2 separate regions of the Homo sapiens genome follow, and region 2 is linked to region 1. A link is an interaction called in ENCODE POLR2A ChIA-PET data of the cell type or tissue named here. Cell type or tissue: OCI-LY7. All regions are shown on one strand.

Region 1 (5,000 bases):
TGAGTTTTCTCCAATATATTTCCCATGGAATTTAGAGGTCAGTGAAAGTGAAATATGGTTTATAAAAGTAATATAGATCCATGGAATAAACCAGATAATTCCAAAGCAAGATGAATCAATAATATTGCAGGGTCCCAGACCTAATTAATAAGGGAATGACTTTTCTCCAAAGGGCTTGGACTTTTGACTAAGGGCTTGGAAAGAAGTTTTAAAGTGTGGTGATACTGGTACCATTTTCTCTAGAAAAAATCATCAGTGAGGAGGAAAAACAACAATTCTTTGTTTCAGATGAAACAGAAACAATTTCTGATGTTTTATCAGAAATTGTTATCACCAATTGCTAAAAGATGTGATTTAGGTACTGTTTTAAAGGGATTATTTCTACAAAAATAATTTTAAAAACAAATATATTAATTCAACTAACAATTACTGATCACCTACTATATATTCATGTCTGTGGTAGGTGAAACATAAAAGACAAGATTTTTTTAAAAAACCTATTTTAGTCTCACGGTGCTCACAGTTTAGAGAAAGAAATAGGCTTACAATAACAATAACCCATTTCCCCAGTTTAAAAAAAAGACACTGACTTCACGTGGCCCAGATGCCTTTCTGGGGGATCAGGAAGCTTATAGCAGAACTTACATTGAACTCCAGATTTCTATCAAAATCCCATGATTTTTCCACTTGACTGTAGTTTCCAAACATCAGTTGTTCATATACCACTTCACCATTTTGCCAGGTGTTGCACCTCCAGTGTGGTGTTTACTTAGTATCTATTATGCTGGATTTGTTCCCACATAAATATATTTCAGTAATTTACTGTCACAGCTATGATGGGGCATGTTCTTATGCTCCCTGAACTATCTCAGCTAACACTGGGGGTGTGTGCCATTCATTTGAGAGACACGCTGTCTACCATGCTGTTATCATGTTTGTAGAGAGAGCCAGAAATCTCTGGCTGGAGATGCTAAGACATCCCCAAGAGGAGTTCTGTCCTGACTGCTTATGAGTTGAGAGCATGTTGATTAGTTTAGCCATGAGGAGGAAAAAATGATCTGATAGAGAAGCAGGTATTGTGTTCTGTCTTGAAGAATACGTAATTTATTGGATAGGAAGAATGAGGCAGTGGAGTGTGCTGAGGCACAGTGGGGAGCAGGGGAAAACAGTGGTAGTTGTTACTTTCAGGTGCCCGAGAACAAGAGGTCCAACAAGGAAGGCTGGAGTTGGAGAGTAGAATGGATTAGAGGCAAGTCTAAAAGGGGCTTTGAATGTCATGCTAAGAAATTTCAGTTTCCAGCAAATATTCGGGTCTGGGCTTTTTCGAAAAAAAAAAATTCATAGAATCATCCCTTTTAGAATAAGAAGTTAGATCATTAGTAAAGAAAGTGAGGGTCAGAGAAAGGAATTGATTTGCCCTTGGTAACCCAGGATATTGGTAATAGATGATCTGAAAAGTAGGGCTCTGCTTCTTAACTTGCTACTCTTTATGCTACCTTTAGCTGTTTCCGATATTTATTACTTAGCAGAGCATTGCTGATTGAAAGATTGGGTTGAATTGGAGATGGGTTCATTAGAAAGCGTCAGGTGCAGGTCCTGTGGACACACGGGAGGAACAACCACCTTTCTACTGTGAGCTGAGATGCTTCCCAGAGACGATGACACAGATGCTGGGTTTTGCTGCAGAAGGTGCTGAACAGGAAGACATAAATGAGGAGAGACGTGAGGCATAGCCTCAGGAGGCGCTGGTGTACTAAGAGCTGGTGATTGCTGGAGGCCAGGGAGCATACTTGAAGGTTGGATCTAGACCCTGGCTGTCCATAGCCATAGCTCACTAGGGCAAATAAATCTGCTTTTCAGATGTTGCTGTTAAAGCCAACGATGACAAAAATGCAAGCCAGTATGTAAAGTGAGAAGAATTTAGAAGGCTTCCTTAACCTCAATGTGGTCAGGTCAGCAGTGACTTCCATAGGGCAGTGGCCATTTTTTACCACACTCCCCTTTTCCTCTGCATGGATACTAGTGCAAGCCTGTGTTTTCCCACACACACTTGCCAGCAGAGCTTCCTAAGCTTTGGAGATGTTGCTTCCCTGCCTGAAATATTTCAGCGGCTTTCTGCTTCTCCCAGTAAAAAATGTACAGACTGTGTAACATGGTTTAAAAGACCCCTTGCCCCGGGATTTACCCCTTCTCTGTCTCATTTCCCAGCTCATCCTGCCAGGGGACTTTTTCCCTCCCTCCAACATGGATTCCCCATTCTTTATGTCTACATTCCTCACTTTTCACTTGAGCATCCACCTGCCTTGACTCCCCAGGTAGGAGGTTCCATTAGACATGGATTGAGGAATAGAACTTGACCCATGGCTGGTCATCAGAGCCAATATCCATGCTCATTCCACTCCAACCTTTACTGGAGAAGAGAATCAGCTCTCAACAGCATTACTGAGCTCGTGTGGATACTTCCCATCTCTAGCAATGAGAAGGAAGCTCGTGTCTTCATAAGAACTACATTTCACCATTGGAAGACTGGAACAATCAAAATGTCCTGGTATGGATTCAGCTTCCTGAAATTTCTACCCATTGTTTCTAGTATCTTATGTCCAGGTATTCTTTGTTCATCCAAGAGACAATTTCTGTCTATGCTGTCTGCATAGACATTACATTAGGTTTCGGGGGAGCAGAGCGAGCTCCAATGTCCTCTCCTAAGGAGCTGAAGAACTCAAGGGTAAGATAGATGTATAAACCCAAACCCAAAGTCTCTGCGTGTGGTGACTAAGCACAAGACACGGCTGACTCATGCGCCTTCACAGAAATGAGGCCTGGTGTTCAGCAACCTGTGGGGGTTTTCCGGAAAGAATATAAAACAGGAGCTGTTTTAGAGGGAACTATGCGTATGAAAGCTTGAAACAATTAACTCCCTGAATGTTCAGAGACCACTGAGAAGTTCTAAGTAACTGAAGCAGAGGAGCTTAAAGGCTGAAGGCTGGTAGAGGGGCACTCATGAGGACTGACGGACGGCAAAAGGCGGTGCTGGATGTGCCACTTGGGCACAGACGACCGAGCGTAGTTGCCGTGCCATAGAGCAGTACTTTTAAAATTGTAGGTGCCTGGACCCCATGCCAGAGCTTCCTAATGTTGGAGGGCTCAGAGTTCACCTGGGCAGCCAAAACCTTAAAAAGTCTCAGATGATTCTGGTGTGTACCCCCAAATGATAACCTTTATAGTAGGCAAAGATTTTAAGAGGAAAAGCAAAAAGTGACATAATTAGAATTTTATACTTTGGGCTGGGCACAGTGGCTCACACCTGTAATCCCAGCACTTTGGGAGGCCGAGGTGGGCAGAACCCTTGAGGTCAGGAGTTCAAGACCAGCCTGGCCAACATGGTGGAACACCATCTCTACTAAAAATACAAAAATTAGTCCAGCGTGATGGCAGGAGGCTGTAATCCCAGCTATTCCAGAGGCTGAGGCTCGAGGATCACTTAAACTGGGAGCTGGAGGTTGCAGTGAGCTGAGATCACACCACTGCACTCCAGCCTGGGCAGCAGAGCAAGACTCAGTCTCAAAAGAAAAAAAGGTTGAAGGTTGGATCTAGACCCTGGCTTTTTATGCTTCTCAGCTCCTCGACATCTAGTACCAGCTTCCCCACCCCTCGCCCCTGGCAACACACACACATGAGGTCCTTTAATGATAGCTGAATTTTTTGTCTGAGATTTTATTGTACTCTTTAGTTAAGAGATACTGCGTCAAGTATTTTAGAGGTTAATAAAGTGAAAAAACATCAAAGCTTGTGAATGAGTCCAGGTGAGGAAGCCCACCTTGCTCTCTTATCCTGGTGCAGGGAACCTGCTTCATGCCACAGATTCTTGAACCCCCTTTTGTTGTTTAACAAATTTTAGCTTTATTTTATAGGAAATAATACAGGTTGCAGAAAAATTCTGAGAATAGGTAAGTGAACAGTGCTACAAGGACTGATTACTGTAGTTAGATGCTCCATAAATCTGTCATTTGAAGACAATAAGAACATCTTGTAAATAAATTGAGAATCTGATGGAACAGGCATTTGCAAAGGAGGGGGATGTGGATAGGTGTGGGTTACAAGATGGCATGCTTTCATAATGATCTGCCTTGCAGCGTAATATTCACAAAACACTAGTGAACACTTGGAGATCCCTGTGAGGGGCTGCCTAGTTTAAACTGCTACATGATAATTTAATAACAGGTTAACAACACTATAGGAATGTTTTGGGTTCTCAGAATGCCGATACATTCTTCTGCCCCTTCTTAAGGTGCTTGGTGTATACCTCGTCCCTAGAAAGGGACTTGTGTATTGGTAAAGGCTGCCCATAGAAAGTTCTCAGAAAAGCAGTTTTCTCTGAATTCAATGGGATATTTACATCTCTTCTTAGAAATGTCTAAGGATTTAGATTATATTTCTTGAAATCTTTTTGCGAATATCTTTTTTCAGTCTGACTTTTGCAATACTCAGAATATACTAATTTTTTCCCTCTTTATTCAGTGGGCCAGAAATAAGTGGATCAGATGTGAAACAGAAAAGAAAAAGTGCATGTCTTTCTGGAAAAAAAAGTGCATGTCGTTCTGCGTGTGTGCATGCACACACACATGGTGGGGGTGGTACTTAGCATGGAGCGGGCAATACTTTGGTCTTGCCATATGGCTTATTTGCAAATATAGATTGTAGAAACTTAACCACACTAAATTAGGCATCTGTGCTTGACAATATTGCCTGAAGTTAGGCTTTCAAAATGCAGATAATCATATTAATGCTTTTACAATGAGGCTTTTCCTTTGGGTCTGGGGCTTAGTGAGTGGCATTCTGAGCTCTGTTCTTTGGTTCTTGTCTATGACCGTGCCTCCCACTTGTTCAGAGTTCTGGAGAACCTGGGGTCATGTTTTGTCATCTCTTCCACAAAGGTCAAATGTGAGCCCTTATTTTCTGGACACCACTCAAGTGCCTATGGGATTGTATTTTATATGTAA
Region 2 (5,000 bases), 150 kb before region 1:
ATTTTGGTGGAGTTAAAGTGAAATGAGTAGTTTTTAAACATTTTTCCTGTCCTTTTTTTGTCCCCCCTCCCTTCCTTTATCGTGTCTCAAGGTAGTTGCATACCTAGTCTGGAGTTGTGATTATTTTCCCAAAAAATGTGTTTTTGTAATTACTATTTCTTTTTCCTGAAATTCGTGATTGCAACAAAGGCAGAGGGGGCGGGGCGGGGGAGGGGAGGTAGGACCCGCTCCGGAAGGCGCTGTTTGAAGCTTGTCGGTCTTTGAAGTCTGGAAGACGTCTGCAGAGGACCCTTTTGGCAGCACAACTGTTACTCTAGGGAGTTGGTGGAGATATTTTTTTTTCTTAAGAGAACTTAAAGAACTGGTGATTTTTTTTTAACAAAAAAAGGGACCATTGCAACTTTTGTTAATTTAATTTTTTTTTTTTTTTTTTTTTTTTTTTTTTTTGGAGGGAGAAAACTGATGTCTTCTATGCATCCGATTCTTAACAAAACTGCAGGGAGCTTGAAAAAATGCAGACTGTACAAACGCTTACAAAAAAAAAAACTGTGAACTGACTTAAGATCAGAGTTTACTTTTCAGATCAAATTGTTTATGGTTTTACAAATGTGATTTCTACTTGCCAACTTTTTTTTTGTAACTTGTTCCCTTATACCTCCTTGATTGAATACCAGACAGCCTAGACCTCAGTACAAAAGGTATTGAAACATTTTTGATACATAACAGACCTCAGTCTTTTTTAAAAATTAATATATTTTCAGGCGTATTTTTGTACAGTGAAAAGGGAACATTCTTGCTGTGTTTTTTCAGTAAGACTTTCAGGCACTTCTTCCCTTTTGATTTCTTTTTTTTCCTCTGTTTTTTAGCATGCAAGTATGTTGGTACGTTATGTCCTGGTTTAAAAAGGATTAAAATTTTAAAATAATCCTTGCATCTAAAGGCCTTGTGGTTTAAAAAAAAAAAGCAAACTTTTTTTTGTACAGCTATAGTAGAGATTTGTTCAATATTTGTAGGTAAAGATTTATTGAAAATGGTGATATAGACCTCAGAGCTGTTATCTTAGTTTAAAGATTGTATATGTACTGTACTATAGTAGGACTTTATGTATCTCATACGCTGTGATGTGGATGGGGCCCCAGATGGAAGGTTTGAAACTGGATTCTCGATTTTTAGCAAAAAAGAAAAAAAAAAGGCACATAGTTTAAAAAGTTTCTCATTTTGTGCAATATAATCTAAATAAAGTACAGACCATCTGCATATTTTGTAGCAAATGGTGGCAAAGCAGACTCAATGCACTGTCGACATCATTGCCTGTTTTTTTTTTTTTTTTTTTGTGCTGGAAGTCTGTATCTTGACAATTTTAATAAATCAGCTGGAACTGATAGAAACTCGCATCGCCAATAGTCTCTATGGAAGTCAAACTGGAGGTCCTGTTGTCGCAGAGCATTCGGTGGTGAGGCTGTTGTGTGCGCGGATGAGGGGAGGTGGCAGGAGAGAATTCTACATTTAGGGGGTTAGGCTGAAAAGTGTTCAATTAGCAGGCTGATTTCTTTTTCCTCTTCCGCTAGTTGTGAAAGACAGGGGAAGGGTGTTCTTTCTCTCTGCCCTCCCTTTCCATCTCCAGCTCCCCATTTCCTTTCTCACCTCCTCCTCCACTCCCTGCCTCTTCTCCCCACCCATCCTGGCGGGCGGGCTGCGCGGAGGCTCGGGAGCTGGCCGGGGAGGGGCGGATGGAGGGGCCTGGGTTGCCAGCTCCCTTGGTCGGGGTCCTGCTCGCTGGGGCTTGTGTGTTCTCTGCGGCGGGCCGCGTCCCCGCTGAGCCTCGCGGTGACAGCCGCCTTTGGCAGCGAGCGCTCGGGGCACTTCTATCCCCGCCTCTCAAAGGGTGGGGACAGCCGTTTCCAGATTTGAATTTTTTCTGTTCTTTATTTTTAACGCTGCATCTTCGCGTGTGCTCAGAGGTGGTTGTTGGCGGAGAACGCCGCCGCAGTGTTTGACCTCTAGCGGTGAAGGGGGAAGGGGAAGAGGAAAGGAGAGAAGTGGTCGGTGTCTGTTTCCTTCTGTCCCCCGGGGCCGTGGAGCTGTCGGAGGGAAGGAGGACGGTGCGGGGCCGCAGGGGGCGCGGGGCGCGGCGGGACCCAGGCTACGAGCGGGAGGGAGGCGGGAGTCGGGGGAAGACGCGGCAGGCCGGCCGAGGGCACCCCGAGGAACATGGCATGGCCTCTGTGCGATCCGAGTCGCGGTCTCCGGGGTGCCTGGGAGGGCCGAACCACTGGTGAGGGCGTGGGGAGCAGGGGGTGGCAGAGGGCACCCGGGCGGTAGTCCGGGACGCGCAAGGCAGAGCCCTGACGCTCCGGGTCCCCGTGCCTGGCTCTTCTTGCCTCGCCACCGCGTGCTCCTGGGCGCGCCCCGCCGCGGGCCCTTGAGGCGCGCGGAGACACCAGCGCTGGCTTCCCGGGCCCGCGGGCCGGGGAGGGAAGCCTCGGGGCTGCGGGGTGAGAGGAAGAAAGCAAACCCGGGGAGCAGGCGGCTGCCGCACCCGCGCACCCCGGGCCCTCACCACGCCCTCCCCGCGCGCCGGCTCAGGGGCTGCCCCGGAATCAGCTCCCCGGGGCCGCCGCAACGAAGGTGGATCCGCATCTTGATTGTTCTCCGGGAGCCTCCTGGGGGCTCCGGCGGCGGCGCGGGCGCGACCCATCCCGCTGGCGCTCCCCGCTCGCTGAACCCCGTTTGCCTGTCCACACCCCCTCGCTCCCCACCATTTTTCCTGACCGGCCTGTGTCCCCGAGCCCTCGCGGCAGGCCCGAGCAGGCGATCGCGGCCGGGCACGCGCGCCCCGGGCTCCCGCCCCCCTTCCGAGCATCCGCCGCCTCTTTTCTGCTGGGTCTGGGAGGAGGGAGGCTGGGAGGCCGCTCGGGGCCCAGCGTGCCAGCCCCGGAGTTCAGCCTCCCGAGCTGCGGCGCCCGCAGCGGAGGAGGTTTTCAGTGGCTGATTGAAACTCACTGCAAAATCACCACGACTCTTTCACCTACTGAGATGATTGACCGAGGTTTGGCCTTCCATTTTTACTGAGATTTGGCGAGACCGAATGGAAGCGTCCGCACAGTAACTGCAGCTGCTAGGCCAGAGGGGCCCCGGCGCCCTTCCCGCCTCCCCTCCCGCTTGCTTTTGCCTTACTCGATCTTACCACCACCCCTCCCCCGGCCCCCCGACTGAGAACTCGGGCCTCTCACCCGCCCCCCAGCCTCCCGCTCTGGGCGAGCCTCCTCCCCAGCCCCCACCCCTGGGATGCGAAGCCAGCAAGCTTTTGCTGCAGATGGACAGGTTTCTTTTCTGTGGCTTTTTCCTTTCGATAAACCATCAGATTTCAGTAGTACATTTGGGAAAAGAAGGGGCTGATGGCGTTAACCAGGTTCTCAATATAGAACTGGATTTCTGGAGTTGTTTACCTTACCCCACACCCCCTCAACATGTAGACTAATGCAGCCATTGGTGGTACATTTATTTTAGCCACGGATAATTGAACCAGCGGTTTACAATTGACACGTGCTCCGTGCTGGTGATTTTATGTGGCAGCCCTCTGCTGCAGTTCCGAAACTTGTTGGCAACGTAAACCCATTGATAGGCTGATCTATGTATTTTGAAAGCCTGAAAACTTGGCATGTCTTTTCTGTTTTAATCATAGATGAATCTTGGACATTTTCTGTGGTGAGGTGGAAACTTTAAGTAAATTAGTAAAGTAATAATTTGGCTTCAGAATGGGAAGAGATAGTCAAGATTTTTTTTTTTTAAAGCCATGTGGCCTAACTTGATACAAAAATAAAAGTAATTGTTTGGCAATCTAAATTTAAAACCTGTTAGAACTCAGGACAGGCGCTTCAATGCGCTTTTTAACAATATTTAAGGCTGTTTTGATGAGTGCGTTGTGAGAATCATCTTAATGAATTCTTTATTGAGTGTCTAAAACATAGTATAATACACATGGTATTCTTGCCACTGGATAGTCTTCAATAAAAGTTTAATTGATTTTTTTTTGTTGGTCTCTTAAGTAAGTCTTATTTTTAACTAAGCATTGACAGAATATCTTAAAATGGTAACCTGGGGGTGGCGGGTGGGTGCTGTGTGCACGGCAGCCTAGCCAGTGGGGATCCTGCTGTTTATTATAAGTAGTTCACAGACTCTGATGGCATTTTGGTAAGCTTTCCATCTTTAAGAAATTGAACCAGCATTCTCTTATTAATTCTTTAAACTGTGGAAGTAATTTCCAGTTCTTACACTCTGATACGCATCCCTTTTATTTAAAAAAAAAAAAAATGCTAATAAAAGGCAGTGTACTTAAACTGTGCTTTGCAAATATTGTGTATGTTATGAATGACTACAGACACTGGGCAAATTATTTGTAGAATGATTATCCTTTAGCTAGAGAAAGAAATCATTACAACTCTTTTGGGCAGAGATGTTTCTTTTTAATGTTAATCAAGGGGAAGTGATTTAAATATGCATAAATGTAGCAGTCAGGGTGATTTAGTTGCTTTTTTCATGAAAGAAAAAGACTCAAAAGACAAGACTTATTTTTCTCTTCTGGGACTTGAAATCATAATCATCTGATATTAGTACAGTACAAGAAATTTACATTTGTTTTTTACTTCAGAATTTAAGTGACTTTTGCCCAAGGAATTTGAGAAATAAGGCAAATAAGTTGCTCTATTTTAAAGTAGTCATTCAATATAAATATATTATATCAATCTTAACTTTTTTATTCTCTGATATGATTAATAATATGTATATTCTTACTTTTCTTCTAATGGGCATATGTATCCTTGTGGACACTTTGAGAGAGGTTTTCTTGGACTCTCCCATTTATAGAATCTTTATACTCTTTTACTGTGTGGTTCCCTGCTTTTAACAGATTTCTGAGGCAAATATATTTGTGCTTTTTTCTTATGTAGGAAGACCAGCGAAAATAGTTTACTGAGTTGTCAATTTTATCAGTAGATAAG

What was found. ChIA-PET counts read pairs that join two places held together with the same protein. Peaks named below come from ENCODE experiments on the same cell type or tissue, not always from the same donor. Only the 100,000 strongest peaks of a DNase experiment are listed, where the experiment ranks them.
Region 2: POLR2A ChIA-PET joins it to region 1 with 10 read pairs; 3 of 35 experiments call an interaction of 5 or more read pairs at or near these places.

What each region holds. Positions count from the first base shown.
Region 1 is chr2:5,844,270-5,849,269 of GRCh38, forward strand. No RefSeq gene overlaps it. Among named protein-coding and RNA genes, the nearest start is that of LINC01810, 34 kb to the left of the region's middle. In OCI-LY7, CTCF peaks have their summits at 1,753 and 1,954; no DNase peak of the experiment used is centred here.
Region 2 is chr2:5,694,252-5,699,251 of GRCh38, forward strand. SOX11 (SRY-box transcription factor 11) reads left to right here. Exons shown (of 1, transcript NM_003108.4): 1 at 1-5,000. Among named protein-coding and RNA genes, the nearest start is that of SOX11, 4.4 kb to the left of the region's middle. RefSeq lists silencers at 2,356-2,445, 2,736-2,905. In OCI-LY7, CTCF peaks have their summits at 2,017, 2,222 (motif pointing right) and 4,117; DNase peaks (open chromatin) are centred at 1,890, 2,340, 3,030, 3,150 and 4 weaker places; H3K4me3 peaks cover 5,000 bases; H3K27ac peaks cover 5,000 bases.